3 separate regions of the Homo sapiens genome follow, and regions 2 and 3 are each linked to region 1. The links are chromatin contacts, found by Hi-C or POLR2A ChIA-PET in ENCODE. All regions are on one chromosome and are shown on one strand. The core of a region is the stretch at or near the end of the contact, and the rest is flanking DNA. Distances in the headings are between cores, read along the strand shown. Region 1 holds the start of SPHK1 (sphingosine kinase 1). Region 2 overlaps RNF157 (ring finger protein 157). Region 3 holds the start of ST6GALNAC2 (ST6 N-acetylgalactosaminide alpha-2,6-sialyltransferase 2).

Region 1 (5,101 bases), core at 2,602-5,101:
ACCGGAGTGGTGGCTCATGCCTATAACCCCAGCACTTTGGGAGGCCGAGGCAGGCGGATCACTTGAGGTCAGGAGTTTGAGACCAGCTTGGCCAACATGTGAAACACAAACTCTACTAAAAATACAAAAATTAGCTAGGTGCAGTGGCTCACACTTGTAATCACAGCTATTCGGGAGGCTGAGGCAAGAGTATTGCTTGAAACCGGGAGGCAGAGGTTGCAGTGAGCCAAGATCGCGCCACTGCACTCCAGCCTCAGCCTGGGCAACAGAGCGAGACTCTGTCTCAAAAAAAAAAAAAGGGAAAGAAGTTGAGGTCAAGGAAGACCTTGAGGCTATGCAATTAGGGAGCTGAAATCTCCTAGGGAAGGTAGCTTCAGGGAAGGGTGAGATGGCAGGAATCCTCTCCTCATAAAAGCAAGTAATTTGCCATCTGGCAGCCTTGACTCCAAGTTTCTGGAGAGCTGGGACCAGGCCAGGTGAATGCCTGCTTTCTTTCTCGGGAAAAGAAAAAAGGGGGTTCTCAGGTGTGTCTCCCTGGGGAGGCTGCCCACAAGGAAGGGGAGGCTGGGGAAGTTAGAAAAAGTCTCCCACCTGTGAAGCAGATTACCTGCAAGCCAAGCTCTGGGTTGGTGATCAAATCAGACCTCTCTGCCGGCCCAGGCCTGTTCCCAGGCCCACGGTGGGCCTTGCTGAGCACAGCGGCTGCTCAGCTGTTTCCAGACTCAGGATGAAGCCTGGGGAGGGCTTGGAGCTGCTTCCTCTTTCTTTTTTTTTTTGAGATGGAGTTTCGCCCTGTCACCCAGGCTGGAGTGCAATGGGACGATCTCAGCTCACCACAACCTCTGCCTCCTGGGTGCAAGCAATTCTCCTGCCTCAGCCTCCCAAGTAGCTGGGACTACAGGTATGCGCCACCACACCCGGTGTAGAGACGGGGTTTGAGACGGGTTTCTCCACGTTGGTCAGGCTGGTCTCCAACCCCCGATCTCAGGTGATCCACCCACGTCGGCCTCCCAAAGTGCTAGGATTACAGGAGTGAGCCACTGCGCCCGGCCTGCTGCTTCCTCCTCCTCAGGGAGACGCCACAGCTCTGCGGCAAGCAATCCACCAGGCACCAGATCCCCAGATACCTGCCCTTCAGGGAGAAATAGCCTGGGATACAGAGAGGCCCAGAGGGGAGCTCTGGCTGGACTTGGCTTCTCAGCGTGGGGTCTGGGTTCACAGGTTTGCTTCTCTGCTTTGTGGGGAACTGGTTGGAGGCTTGTGCAAGCCTCTTCACCTCTCAGGGTTTCAGGCCCCCCCAACTCCTTCCCGCCTTGTCCTTTTTTCTTTTTTAAAAAAGGAAGTAAAGTACAGTGGGAAACGGGCCAAGCTGGCAGCTTGAGAGATCCAAGTGCCCGCCCCCCGACCCGCAACCGTGGGAAGGGGAACCATCTTGCTCTTGGCCAATCCTGCCTCTCTGAGCAGGGATGCAGCTGGGGGAGTTTCTGGAGATAGGATCAAATTCTTTAGAAAGGGAGAAGGGGAAAGGGGTCTGGAGAAAGGCAGCCTGGGTTGGGGGAAGTGAATGACAAGAATGAGGGGGGCAAAGGCCTTGGAGGTGAGGGGGGCAGGGGGTTAGGCGCCAGGGAGGACAGAGGACCCATTGTGCGGCCTGGAACCGGGGCCAGAGGGCTTTGCCCTTCGCCTCCCTCCCGCGGGGCCTTCCAGAGCCAGGAGGGGAGCTGGGGCCCGGAGGCGTTGGATAAAGAGCCCGTGCCCCGCCTCCCCTTGCCAACTCAGTTTGCAGTCAACCCCGCCCCCGCCCGCTCCGCGGACTCAAGGCTGGTGGTAGTGGGCCTGGAGGCGCAGGATCCGACCTTTCTGGGGCCCCAGGAGGAAAAAAAAAGGGGGGACCCTGAACCAGGTGGGCTTTATCACCACGAACTCACAGTGCTTCCCTGTGCCTCAGTTTCCCCTCTTCAGACTCTATGGCTAATGACAGAGCTTTTCAGATTTGGTGGAAATGCTCTCCGGGGCGGGGAGCAGACGGGGAAGGCTGCCCCAGCTAATCTCCGCAGCCAGTACCCTCGAAGGCTGAGATCTCGGGGAGCACAGCCTCCGATTCGCGTTTTCTAGGCACCAAAGTCCCTCGCTGGAGGAAGAGGAGGGGAAGAAGGCAGAGGAGAGGGGAGGGGCGGACGGATCTGGTCCTGGGCTCCCGCGCGGAGCCCCCTCCTCCCACAGCCGCCGCTCGCGTCCCCGCAGCGCATGACCGCGGCACTGCGGCTGCAGGGCTCTCTCCCCCGCCCGCGCCGGATTCCTGGAGCAAGGGGGTGGGGGGCTCGGAGGTGCAGGACCCATCATTCCGACACGCGCCGCGACGCCAGGAGTCGGGGATGACGCCCCTGCTCCCTCCCCTCGTTCCTGTTTCTCGGAGTTTTTCGACCCCTGAGCGCGTCGCTGAGTCACCTTCCCGGAACGCGCTCGGGACGCTCTGGACCCAGCGGGGACTGCCCGGGGGCCGCGCAAGGCGAAGGCGCACCCGCCGATACGCGCGCGGAGCTGCGGCCCCAGGGACCCCGCGTCCCAGCCAGTGCCCCCCGACCCGCCCGGGGACTCTCGGGTCCCGCCCGTCTGACCCCCCAAGTGTTGGGAAACGGGGCCGAGCTGCCTGGGTCCTCCGGAAGAGAAGACACCGCGGAGGCGTGCCGGAGTTCAGGGCGCCGCCCGGCTAATTGGCTGCGTGCTCCTCCTGGACCTGCCTCTTCTCGACTTTAAGAAGCGATGAGAGAGGTGTGTGGGGGCGGGTGGGGCCGGCGGGGGCGCGCGAGCCCCGCAGCCTCCCGCAGGGGCTTGGTTTCTCCTAACTCTGGCCCTACCTGGGCAGGTCACCAATGGGCCTTGGCAACTTCTTCCTCCGTCTCCGCCGTAACCCCCCAGGGATCTAACTCGAGGTGCTCGCGGACACGTTCTGTGGCTTGCCGCGATAAGTGTATCACAAACACACTGACAAACGCGTCCCTACTGGCCTCCAAAGAAGTGACAACTTCTGAGCGCGTTTCCGGCGCCCCTTCTTCACGCTGAGCCAGAGGGGGCGGGGGGCACGTACCACATGCTTGGCTTTCCAATCCCGACGGGGGCCCCCAGGCCCATCTACACTGTCAAGCCTCCTCTCCGGCTCGGAGCCCCCGGCCTGTCGCCTGCTCTACCCGGGACAGCGCGCTAGGCGGCCTCAGGCTCGGTAGCCCAGCTGCAGCGTCGGGAAGTTAAAAATAACCTCCGTGGGAGCGCGGGGGAGGAAGAAAGAGGGAAGCTGGTGGGCGGCGGGCGAGACGCCCCGGCCTGGAGAGGCGCCCCGGGTGGCGTGCGGGCCTCGAATTTCGGGTGGGCTAGGGCAGAGCGCGCAAAAGGGGCGCTGCATCCCGGCGCCGACAGCACCCGCGGGGGCGAGGTCGTGGCGTCGAGGTGAAACCAAGGGTCCCCCGGGAGAGCGGAGCCGCGCGCGCCCGGCGCTCGCTCCGACACGAGTTCGCGCGGAGCCCGCGCCTCCGTCTGCGCTGCGCGGTCGCTTTCGCGCGCCCCAGACACTGCGCTCGCGGCCGGGCCCGGGACTCCGCGCCTCGCGGCCTGCCGCCTCAGCTCACCCGGCCAGGTCGCGGCGCCGCCTTCTAGCCAGACGCCTAGGACGAGCGGCGGGGGCGCGCTTGCCGCTTCCTAGGACCCGGGCGGGAACCAGCTCGTGGCCCGGCCGTGGGCGCGGGCCGTGCCGGAGGCGGCGCGCTGAGGCCGGAGGCGGGCAGAGGCCGAGGCCGCGCCGGGCTCAGGTTCCACCCCCGGGAGCGCGGGGCGGAGCCAGGCCGGCGCCGAGGCTCAGTGCCCTCCCCGCTCCGCGGCGCCGGCTGCGAAGTTGAGCGAAAAGTTTGAGGCCGGAGGGAGCGAGGCCGGGGAGTCCGCTCCAGCGGGGCGCTCCAGTCCCTCAGACGTGGGCTGAGCTTGGGACGAGCTGCGTTCCGCCCCAGGCCACTGTAGGGAACGGCGGTGGCGCCTCCCCAGCAAACCGGACCGACTGGGTAGGGCCGCCCACCCTGCCTTCGCGCCGCTCGTGGCTCCTGTGCGGCCCGCCCTCGCGGGGCCCCGGGAACTGGGCCACTTGTCGCTTGGGCGAGAGCAGGCGGCAGCTGGTGGCCCGGTTCGGGCTTGGCTTTGGCGCGACCCGGGAGCGGCTCCCACGAGCGCCGCGCGCGTCGCAACGGAGCGGGGCCCTGAGAAGCGCGCGCCGCGGCTCCCACCGCTCTGGAGCTCCGGGCAGGGGACACGGCAACCTGGATGGCTGGGGCAGGGATCCTCTCCCAGAACTTCGTGCCCAGCAATGTCCGCTCAAGTTCTGGGATTTTTACGCAGCTGGACTCCCCTCCCCCTGGCAGCCCCGAGGGGTGAGGAGCTAGTCCGTCGGAGGGAGCCACGGGGCTCTGACTCATCCGTCGGGCCGGAACCGAACCCCAAGCCCCAGGGAGAAAGCCCCGGAGCAGGCGCCCTTCTCAGGGATTGTAGGCTTAGTCACACGGCGGGGGCGCCCTCGGAGGCACCGGACCTCAGCTCTCTGGACTTCCCGGGAACCTGGCTCCCCGCGCGTGGTCCCGGGATTTAGTCGGGCGCTCCCCACCTCTGGCAGCTGCGGCCCCGGACTCCGCCAGCGCTGTCTTCTCTCCCTCAGGTCCAGCCGCCGCAGGGAATGACGCCGGTGCTCCTGCAGCCACGGCTCCGGGCGGGGAAGGCGAGCCCCACAGCCGGCCCTGCGACGCCCGCCTGGGCAGCACCGATAAGGAGCTGAAGGCAGGAGCCGCCGCCACGGGCAGCGCCCCCACAGCGCCAGGGACCCCCTGGCAGCGGGAGCCGCGGGTCGAGGTTATGGATCCAGGTTTGTGGGGTTCCTGCTGGGAAGGGCTGTAGGGGGATTCCTGTTCCTCGCCAGGAATGATGGAACGCCCAGCTGGACGAAAGGGGCTGTGGACGATCGGGAGAAACATTATCCCTCACGAGGCCAGAAGCCGGCCGAATCTGAGCCAAGGAAGGGGGTGGCAGGGGCGCCGCGTCCCCACCCCAGGTCTCCCAGCAAAGGCCG
Region 2 (5,101 bases), core at 1,876-4,375, 200 kb before region 1:
ATGGCGAGACTTTGTCCCCACAAAAAATGTAGAACTTAGTCAGCATGGTGGCACACACCTGTAGTCCCAGCTACTCAGAAGGCTGACGCAAGAGGATCACTTGAGCCCAGGAGATTGAGGCTGCAGTGAGCTATGATAGCATCACTGCACTCCAGCTTGGGGGAGAGAGTGAGACCATCCCAAAAAGGAAAAAAAAAGAGGCCAAGCGTGGTGGTTCATGTCTCTAATCCCAGCACTTTGGGAGGTCGAGGTGGGCAGATCACTTGAGGTCAGGAGCTTTGAGACCGGCCTGGCCAACATAGCGAAACCCCATCTGTACTAAAAATACAAAAATTAGCTGGGTGTGGTGGCACAGGCCTGTAGTCCCAGCTACTAGGGAGGCTGAGGCAGAAGAATTGTTTGAACCCAGGAGGTGGAGGTTGCAGTGAGCTGAGCTCATGCCACTGCACTCCAGCCTGGGCAACAAGCGAGACTCTGTCTCAAAAACAAAAAATAAGTATCTTATTTCAACCTAAAACCAGAGATCTCACTCATATGCTAACAGGTAAGTATGAAAGGAAAGAAAACTAATGCCTTCTTGGGACCAAGAAAGATGAAGCTCAGAACAGATTCAGGGCCAAGCATTTTTCTGAAGTACTCATGCACCAGTCCACTGTACTTAGCATTAGCAATCGTTTTCTCAGTTCATATCCACAGAGTTTCTGTTTTCTTTTTTAGAGTCTGCAAAGGGTAATTTTCTCAGCCCTAGGTCTACTGAGTAAGGGAGTGCATGGTGACAAGGAAGACCAGATAAAGTCTTTCTGATGTAAGCATCCTGGCATATCCGGAAACAGGAAGAGCTTCCTTTTCTGTCTTGCACACAACATGCCCCAGGTCCACAGACAGAGGGAGACTGAGAAGCTTTCTGATCTCTTACCTCAAGCTCAGTATGGATTTATAGAATGGCTTCCTGTTTCTCAGGTATCATTCTGGAGTAAATAAACCCTTAACAGCCTTATGAAGGACAACTAAATGCAGCTTCTAGAATCCTATTTCACTTTTTATAATGAAAACAGGCCTCAGATCAAGACTCATGAACAAAGAATGAAATTTGGTCTGCTCAGGGATTTGGGGACCAAACATTAAGTGTGAGTACCTTTACGACAGAAAAGCAAGGCACAGATCCCCCTAATCTATTCATCTAACCAGAAAACTCTGCCAAAAGAAAGCCCCTTTCATGGGGTAAAACTTGGGTAACCTGCAATTACAGCTTGGCAAATCATGAAAAAAGAGAATGTAAGGAAATATTTAACTGAGTATCTACTATGTGCCAGGCATTATGCTAGGTACTTTAGATAGATTCTTTTTGTCCCCCATTTTACTTTACATATTTTTTATCTTTATTTTTAAATTTTCGTAGAGATGGGGTTTTACTATGTTGCCCAGGCTGGTCTCAAACTCTTGAGTTCAAGTGATCTTCTCGCCTCAGCTTCCCAAAGTGCGGGGATTAGAGGTGTAAGCCACCACACCTGGTCTTTTTATTTTTATCTTGGTAAAATACACATAACATGAAATTTACTATCTCAATCATATTCAAGTATACAGTTCAGCGGCATTAAGTAACATTCACATTCGCATTATCGTGCGGCCATCACCGCCATCCAGCTCTAGTTTAGGTATGCTCTTATTTCACATTCTCGAAAGGAACAACATGCCTGCCCCTCTCACCAGCCTGTAAGTTCCGTGTGTATGCTGGAGGACAGTCCAACATGCCGGAGAAATACAGTAGCCGACTGAAAAATGAAGAATGTCAGTTAAACAAACTGACATTCTACAGATAAAGAAACCGAGACTCAAAAGATTCACGTAATCATCCAGGGTCCCAGAGCTAATGAGCAGCAGAACCACAATTTGAACCCAGGTACATCTGACTCCAAAAGCCATACTCTATTGCACTGCTTCTACTGTAGGGCAAGTCTACAGGCTCTTCTAATCCTAGGAGTGTTCCAGGGACCTGAGCAGAGTTCGGGGAGTCTGAAAGTTATACCATCATGGCAAACAGTACTGAATTCTGTGAAGGTTCTGGAAGCTAGCCAAAAATCTCCAATGGCGCCCTATGCTTAGATGGCAGTATGTACAAAATCATACCACGCACCACACTCCTTTCTATCTTTAACAGGAGTATCTAAGGTCTTCTTAGAGAAGAGCTTTCTTGGAGCACAGTATGACAAAATCTTTGTCTATAAGATCTAACAGTACCTGCAGAAGATACAAATGTACACTGAGGGCAGGGTGATGTCAGAGAACACTGCCAGCAGCCACAGCCACAATGGATACGTCAGTCAGCGTTTACCTTCCACCCAAGATGCTCAAAGATGTGTTACTGCCAGATAGTTCTAAAATATGGCGACTTCTTCACTAAATTGTTTTCAAAAAATGGTCGGGTGCGGTGGCTCACATCTAATCCCAGCACTTTGGGAAGCCGAGACAGGCAGATCACCTGAGGTCCAGAGTTTGAGACCAGGCTGGCCAACATGGTGAAACCTCATCTCTACTAAAAATACAAAAATCAGCTGGGTGTGGTGGCGTGTGCCTGTACTCCCAGTTACTCAGAAGGCTGAGGCAGGAGAATCACTTGAACCCAGGAGGCAGAGGTTGCAGTGAGCTGAGATCACACCACTGCACTCCAGCCTGGGTGACCGAGTGAGACTCTGTCTCAAAAAAAAAAAAAAAAAAGAATAAATAAATAAATAATTTTCAAAAAACAAAGACATTTACCCATTCATTCAGCACTCTCACTATATCCTGAGTACTGAACTAGGCCTGAGGGACACAGTGAAGAGTCAAGCAAACCTCTCTTAGTTCCATCTGTAAAGGGGCGTCAAGCTTGCATCTGGTGCCCTGCATGCTTGGATACAACATCCTCCTGGGACTGGGCTGCTGTGTCTGTCCTGAAGTAAGCCTGAATCTGAGAATAACTTAAATCCCAAACATCTCAAACCCAGAATGGAAGTAGAGTTGGGCTCAGCCAGAAGACCTCTTTTGGTGGACCTCAGGCGTTTGCTGACGAAGGCTCTGTGTGTTACGTGAGCAACTCCTCTTTGGCTTTTGACCCTGGTGCTCATCAGCTTCCTTTTACCAGCACATCACATCGGCAAAGCGCCACCTGGTGACGAAAGATGAAATTGCCAGACCATGCCCAAATGCAGGCCAGAAGGGTGCACGTGCATTCACATACACATGGGCACACACGCATTTAGTCTGTGTGTGTGTGTGTGTGTGTGTGTGTGTGTATCAATCACATGTCCTAGATTTTTTTTTTTACCATTCTGATTTCAAATATTACACTACTCCTACGGTTGTACTATTTTTGCTGTAAAAAAATATGGTCACAGTACATGTGAAAGGACATCTTACTCTGTGTGTAAATTATTAGGCAATTCCCAGTAGTCTACAAAAAAACACAATAATCCATTCATCCCATCCATAAAAATAAAGTTAACTTCAACATAAATCTTTTTTTAAAGTATATACTTTGTTTTCATTTGCTATTAGATTCAGGCCTCGTCTCATATATATATATATATATATATATATATGAGAGATATATATATGAGAGAGATATATATCCTATATATCCTATATATGATATATAGGATATATAGGATATATATATCCTATATATCATAATAATATGAAAACTATATTATTACCATCAATTCTCAGGTAAAGAAAGTATTGATATTGTATACTTCTGTTGGTTACTTTTCGCTCTTGTTGCCCTGGCTGGAGTGCAATGGCACGATCTTGGCTCACTGCAACCTCCGCCTCCCGGGTTCAAGCGATTCTCCTGCCTCAGCCTTGCTTCCCGAGTAGCTGGGATTACAGGCGTCTGCCACCATGCCTGGCTAATTTTTTTGTATTTTTAGTAGAGATAGGGTTTCTCCATGTTGGTCAGGCTGGTCTCGAACTCCTGACCTCAGGCGATCCGCCCGCCTCAGCCTCCCAAAGTGCTGGGATTCCAGGTGTGAGCCACCACGCCCGGCCTCACGTGGGAATATTTTTGAAAACTGCAGATCCCAGGGCCCTGTCACTAGAATTCTGATTCAGCTAGTTTGGGGTAGGAACTAGGAATCTGTATTTTAATAAACATTCCAACCAATTCTGATGCAGGTAGGTTAGAGACCCCACTGAAAGAAAAAATGCTGGTCTTCTGCAGCTAATAATATTTAATTATATACCAAAATAAATTCACATAAAGTTTTTTTTTGTTTTGTTTTTTAGAGGTAGGGTCTTGCTATGTTTCCATGCTGGAATGCAGTGGCTATTCACTGTGACCATAGTGCACTACAGCCTTGAACTACTGGGCTCAAGTGATCCTCCTGCCTCAGCTTCCCGAGTAGCTGGGACTACAAGCAAGTCATCACAGCTGGCTAATTTCTATCATTTCTTCCACATTAAAAAACATTTATGGATATAGAATAATTATAGCTTTCTACATTTATTAGCTGGGATTCTACTGTAAGGAAGAGCTGTCCTTTATCATTCAATTATTCAATTATTTCTTCATTTGTTTAATTATAAATTATGTATTTATGTAATTTATTTTATATTAATTTTTTTACTTAAGTAAAAACAAAAAACCCAAAATACCAAAAATATGCTTCCAAAGACAGGAAACCATTTTAGACAATTTATAATTAAAATAGCAAAGTACAGGCTGGGAGCGGTGGCTCACACCTGTAATCCCAGCACTTTGGGAAGCTGAGGTGGGCGGGTTGGTTGAGGCCAGGAGTTTGAGACCAGCCTGGCCAGCATGGTGAAACCCCGTCTCTACTAAAAACACAAAAAATTAGCCAGGCACAGCGGCACGCGCCTGTAATCCTAGCTACTTGGGAGGCTGAGGCAAGATAATCACTTGAACCTGGGAGGCAGAGGTTTCAGTGAGCCAAGATAGTGCCACTGTACTCCAGCCTGGGCGACAGAGCAAGACTCCATCTAAAAAAAAAAAAAAAAAAGCAAAGTACACATTTTGTATATTGGGCAGACATTTAATATTTATGCCAGAGAATCAAATAATAATTACTATAGAAACCAACACCTGGGGTCATATCAAAAACTC
Region 3 (5,101 bases), core at 234-2,733, 200 kb after region 1:
GTAGAGACGAGGTTTCGCCATGTTGCCCAGGCTTATATCAAACATGTATTATTTCTTTGCATTGAGATACTTTGTGTTTTAAACATCTTTACATAAAAGTGACAAGGATTCCTTTTCTTTTGAGACAGGGTCTCTCTCTGTCAACCAGGCTGGAATGCAGTAGTGCAATCACAGCTCACAGCCTCGAATTCCTGGCCTCAAGCTATCCTCCCACCTCCGCCTCCCAGAGTGCTGGGACTACAGGCGTTAAGTCACCGTGGCGGGGCAAGCACCCTTTGTTCTAAGAGTGCTGGACTCCTGATCACTGGCAAGCTGTTTCACATTGTTCTGCAACTTTTGGTGTATCCTTTGACAGCATCTGTGGAGACCAGATACTTATTTTGTTTTCATCCCGTTAGCCCCCCAGCAAGGTTGGTAGGGGGTGCGCAGATGGAAAAGCTCCAGGAAGGGAAAGGCTGGGGCTGGAGGCCTCTCCCTGAGGCTGCCGGGCCCTTCCCTCCTCCCAAACCCAGACTTCGCACGGCTTGGTCCGCCTTTCTTAAGCTAAGCGAAATCGTTTTGCGGCTTCTTCAGTCACCGGAACCACCACCTGCTAGAGGCCGGCTCCCAGGTTCTCCTCGTGGGACACCCAGGAAAGTGCCTAGGGAGGAGGAGGGAGTGGAGCGCAGGACGCGGCGCGGGGAGGAGAACGCGGATGGAGCCAGGAGTCACCCCTCTTTCCCTCGGGCGCCCGCCTCTTCGCGGATCGCGCCCGCACTGGGCTTATCCAGACACGGCGAGCGGAAGCCGGGGAGAAGGGAGCGGGCGCGGGGCGGACAGAGACCGCAGCGGGCGGGAAAGGCGACTGGCCGCGGCCCGACGGAGGGTCCCCGCGAAGTTGGAAACCGGAGACTTGGGCCCCTGCCCAAAAAGCAGAATCTGACGTTACCGAGGGAGAGTTCCCGACAAAAAAGGAAGTTTTTATCTGCTTCGGGGACCCAGCCAGATTTCGACAATAGAAAGTGTACTTATCAGGCCGGGGAGGACTTCACCAACAAGGGGCACCGGGGCGGGTCGCCAGTGCACAGGGGCGAGGTCTTCCTTGGACCCAGGCAAAGGCCGCGGGGTCCGGGCAGCGCGAGGTCAAGGCTGGGAGAGGGTTCTGGCGACAAAGGGCCGCGGCCGAGTCCTCGCTGAGAGCTGCCCCAGAGGGGTCCACGCGGAGGTTGGGCTGAGGGCTGCGGGCCGCCGGGGAGCCCTGGGCTGGGGACCCTCCCCGCGCCCTGGTCGCCCCTGCGCCCTCCCGCTCTGCGCTCGGCAGCCCCTACCTGGCTCCGGCCGCTGGCCCCGGGTACCGCTGCACCGCCGAGAAGTACAGGGCAAAGAGGAGCCCCGAGCAGGCAGCCGTGAGCAGGAGCAGCAGCCAGAAGAACGACCCGCGCGGGAGCCCCATACAGCCCCGGCCCGCGAGCGCCCCGTCCGCTGACGTCCCAGGCAGAAGGGAGAGAACCGGGTGGGCCGGGTGGCACTTGCGGAGGCGGCCGTCTTGCCCTGCCCCGCCCTGCCCGCCGGGTGCCTGCGGCGCCTGCCCGCCCGGCAGCTCCCTCTCGGCCCCGGCTGAGTGGCCAGAGGCTGCCGCACCCTCGGGAGCTGGGCGGCGGGTCCCCCGGGGCTGGAGTGTCGTCCCGGCGCCCAGAGCGCGCGCTCCTTTGGCCCTGCCCCCTGCCCGGGGGACTTCGGCAGCGGCCACTCCTGCCACTGCGCTCTCTCCAGAGCCCAGCCCCGGGAGGCCGCCAGTCTCGGGTTGGGCAGGGCGCTTTCCTCGCGCCGTCCGGGGCTAGCTAGGCGCGGGTAGACGCCGCCACCTGCTGCGCTGGCTGCGCTCTGCCCTCTGCGGGCCCGGCACTCGGCCTCTAGACTCTGTGGCGGGTGGGCGGCGGCCGGGAGGAGATGTGCCCGGCTCCCTCCAAAGGACCCTCAGATCTGTCAGTCTGCGGACGCCAGGACAGCTGGGAGGGGGCGGGCAGGGTGGAGGAGCAAAACCCGACAGCTCAGTCTCTGGGCTGGCGGTAGAGGGGGGAAAAGGGGGTGAGGTGGGGAGCTTGCCGTGATGGGTTTCGTGGGGGAGCTAAGGCTGTCAGCGCTTATTTGGTAACCATCCAGGGTGGCCAGTCCCCTCAATCGCATTGAGTTCCTTTCACAGAACGAGGCCAGTCAGAGAGACCACCTGAAATGTTCAGCACAACGGGTTCCCAAACTTATTGGCACCAGGGACTGGTTTCCTGGAAGACAATTTTTCCACGGAGGGGGGTGGGGGTGGGGGGGTTGGGGATGAAACTGTTCCACCTCAGATCATCAGGCATGAGTTAAGATGCTCTCATAAGGAGCCCGCAACCTAGATCCCTGGCATGCGCATTTCACAAAAGGGTTCGCACTCCTTTGAGACTCTAATGCCGAGGCTGATCTGAAGGAGGCGGAGCTCAGGCGGTAATGCTCCTTCCCCCTCCACTCACCTCCTGCTGCGATGCCCTGTTCCTAACAGGTCTCGGACCAGGCTTGGGATTGGGGACCCCTGGTCTAGCAGGCTCCAGCATCAGAAAGGGCTGGGAAGCTCAGCACCCGTGCTCTCTAAGTGGAACACTCCCTGGCAGTGAGTGATGGATGAGATGGGTGTGCTTCAGTGGCCACTGTTCGGCAAGCTGTGACATGCGGCAGGCTGTGACATGCCCCAGACTCCCAACTGTCAGCAGGCTGCAAGGATGAGAGGGACCTAGGCTACCGTGTCACGGGCCTTTGGCTCTAATCTGTTCTTCATGTATCCGAGGAAGTCTGGGTGCAGCAACAGGTACCTGTCTGATTGCAAGGCTTCCCGAAAACCTCCCAGGGCCTGGGCCTGTGGTCAGGAATGGCCATTCAGTCCATCCAGTCTCAGTACTCCTACCAAGTCAGGGTCACTGGAGGTCACTCACATTGGGCCAGTTCTTTCCTTCACCCCAAGACTGCTCAGCAGAGCCAGACTCATCTTGCTACCCCGCAGATGGGCACTACTTGGAATTTATGGTGTCACGACTTTCATTTCAATCTTTATGGGTTTACTTGTCAAAATTCCTGTAGATGTTACTTATCCCCTGATCACTGGCTTCTCACATTTCCTCAGACCTTCTCTCTGTGCCCATAAATATCCCTCCTAGCCCTTGCTCTCAGTAAGTGCCTTACCCTCTACTTCATGGAGAAAAGGAGAATCATTCATTAGTAATTTATTCAACTTCCACTTACAAACCTACAAACTTGGCCCCCACACACAGCCCAGCCTCTCCCTGCCGGGACTCTAGTCTTTTTTTTTTTTTTTTTTTTTGAAACAGCCTGTTACCCAGGCTGGAGTGCAGAGGCGTGATCTCGGCTCACTGCAACTTCCACCTCCCAGGTTCAAGCGATTCTCCTGCCTCAGCCTCCCCAGTAGCTGGGATTACAGGAGTGCACCCCCATGCCCAGCTTTTTTTTTTTGTATTTTTAGTAGGGATGGGGGCTTTACCACGTTGGCCAGGCTGGTCTCAAACTCCTGACCTCAGGTGATCTGCCCACCTTGGCCTCCCAAACTGCTGGGATTACATGTGCGAGCCACTGCGCCAGGCCTCAGGACTCCAGTCTTAAGAGCTGGGGAGAGGGTGCTCTCCTCCTGTGTGGGAGTTAACCCCCTATCTGTGTTAATAATCCAGGTCCACCTCCAATGCCTTAAATGGCAGTACTCCCCTCACACCAAGATCTCCTATCCACCCACCTGGAGTTCTCCTTCCTCCCATCTTCAGCCTCACAGGACCTCCAGGGTCTCCATCCTTCCCTTTTCTCCCAGTGGGCCAACCCTCTCTCAGCAGCTTTCTTTCCTATCTAGGCAGGACTCCCTGGGTTATAATCTGAGCTACTCCTGCATCAGTAACCCAGATTCTCTTGTGTTCCTGGCTTTCTTCCCAGCAAAACTCTGACCTGGATTCACTCTTGCCTCTGCCTCTCCTGTGCTGCCTGTCCCTGGCCTGGCTGAGTGCTGCAGGGGTCAGGGGTCAGGTGTAGCTCATTCCAGAGTGTGAATTGGGAACACAAGTTTGGCCTCAGCTGGCTCTCAACATCAGCCATTTCCTTATCCTTGCTCAGCTCCAGCTTCTATCCTGCTCAACAATGATTCTAGAACTTACTTCTTTCCTCAAGCCTCCTCTTTTCCCAGCCATACCTGTGAGAAAATGCAGCCCATCAGGAGTGACCTTCAACTTCCCATGCCCCCAAGTTCAAAGTCATCTTTTGTTAAGAACTGTGCAGATTTTGCTCTCCTTACAAGCTAACCAATGAAACTGCCATAGTTCTGTGGATGCTGGTAGAAGACACAAGACTACTGGATCAGAGACAAAGGACTTTATTACTCATGGTGCAGCAAGCAACATAGGCATCATGTTTGTGTCACTTCTCTTTACTCCTCAAGCCCCATGAGAGTGATACAGAGAGGCCCAGGTGAGTGTTGCACACACAATGGGTTTGCAGCACAGCTGAGAATCCCTGAGATAAGGAAACCAGAATCTTTTATAATGGGCTGCAAGCAAACCTGCTCTTGTCCAAGAGGGAGACATTATCTTTATTACGTTGGATAGTGAGGAAATCTGCCCTCTGCTCCAGAGGGAGGCACTATCTTTATCTTCCAAGGCAGTCTGCTGTACCAACAATCTTTTTTTTTTTTTTTCTTTTTTAGACAGAGTCTCGCTCTGTCGCCAGGCTGGGGTGCAGTGGCACGATCTCGGCTCACTGCAAGCTCCACCTCCCGGGTTCACGCCATTCTCCTGCCTCAGCCTCCCAAGTAGCTGGGACTACAGGCGCCCGCCACCACATCTGGCTAATTTTTTGTATTTTTAGTAGAGATGGGGTTTCACCATGTTACCCAGGATGAACTCGATCTCCTGACCTCGTGATCCGCCCGCCTCGGCCTCCCAAAGTGCTGGGATTACAGGCGTGAGCCACTGCACCTGGCCTATACCAACGTTCTTGAAAAGAGCCTGGAACAAAAGGTCAGTTGGTCCCTCTGCTCACAGCATGATCCTGCCCATGCACCCTCACCTTATTGCTCCAGACTCTCCTCCTTCCA

Evidence for each region. A loop is a pair of places that touch in the nucleus more often than their neighbours do. ChIA-PET counts read pairs that join two places held with the same protein, here RNA polymerase II (POLR2A). Pooled maps may share reads with other maps.
Region 2: a pooled map shows a loop between it and region 1 (8-fold over the local background). The contact joins the enhancer-like site here to the promoter of SPHK1 in region 1. A Hi-C loop is called at or near these places in 1 of 37 single-sample maps with no recorded cell type and 5 of 50 pooled maps. POLR2A ChIA-PET finds 5 or more read pairs at or near these places in 5 of 52 experiments (B cell, BJ, PC-3 and 2 more).
Region 3: a loop to region 1 is called in a pooled map, with 2.3 times the contacts of the local background. The contact joins the promoter of ST6GALNAC2 here to the promoter of SPHK1 in region 1. A Hi-C loop is called at or near these places in 1 of 50 pooled maps. POLR2A ChIA-PET finds 5 or more read pairs at or near these places in 5 of 52 experiments (H1, Panc1, T-cell and 2 more).

Annotation. Positions count from the first base shown.
Region 1 is chr17:76,380,758-76,385,858 of GRCh38, forward strand. SPHK1 (sphingosine kinase 1) reads left to right here and starts at 3,852. Exons shown (of 6, transcript NM_001142601.2): 1 at 3,852-4,049; 2 at 4,694-4,897. The coding sequence starts at 4,888. RefSeq lists silencers at 2,490-2,779, 2,800-2,939, 3,520-4,219.
Region 2 is chr17:76,179,211-76,184,311 of GRCh38, forward strand. All of the region lies in intron 2 of RNF157 (ring finger protein 157), which reads right to left. Among named protein-coding and RNA genes, the nearest start is that of FOXJ1, 41 kb to the left of the region's middle. Within about 2 kb of position 3,126, at least 2 of the 41 ENCODE cell types and tissues checked have a DNase peak (open chromatin) inside an H3K27ac peak, as active enhancers do.
Region 3 is chr17:76,584,377-76,589,477 of GRCh38, forward strand. ST6GALNAC2 (ST6 N-acetylgalactosaminide alpha-2,6-sialyltransferase 2) reads right to left here and starts at 1,484. Exons shown (of 9, transcript NM_006456.3): 1 at 1,308-1,484. The coding sequence starts at 1,432. RefSeq lists silencers at 1,241-1,580, 1,631-1,920 and enhancers at 1,789-2,470, 2,471-3,151.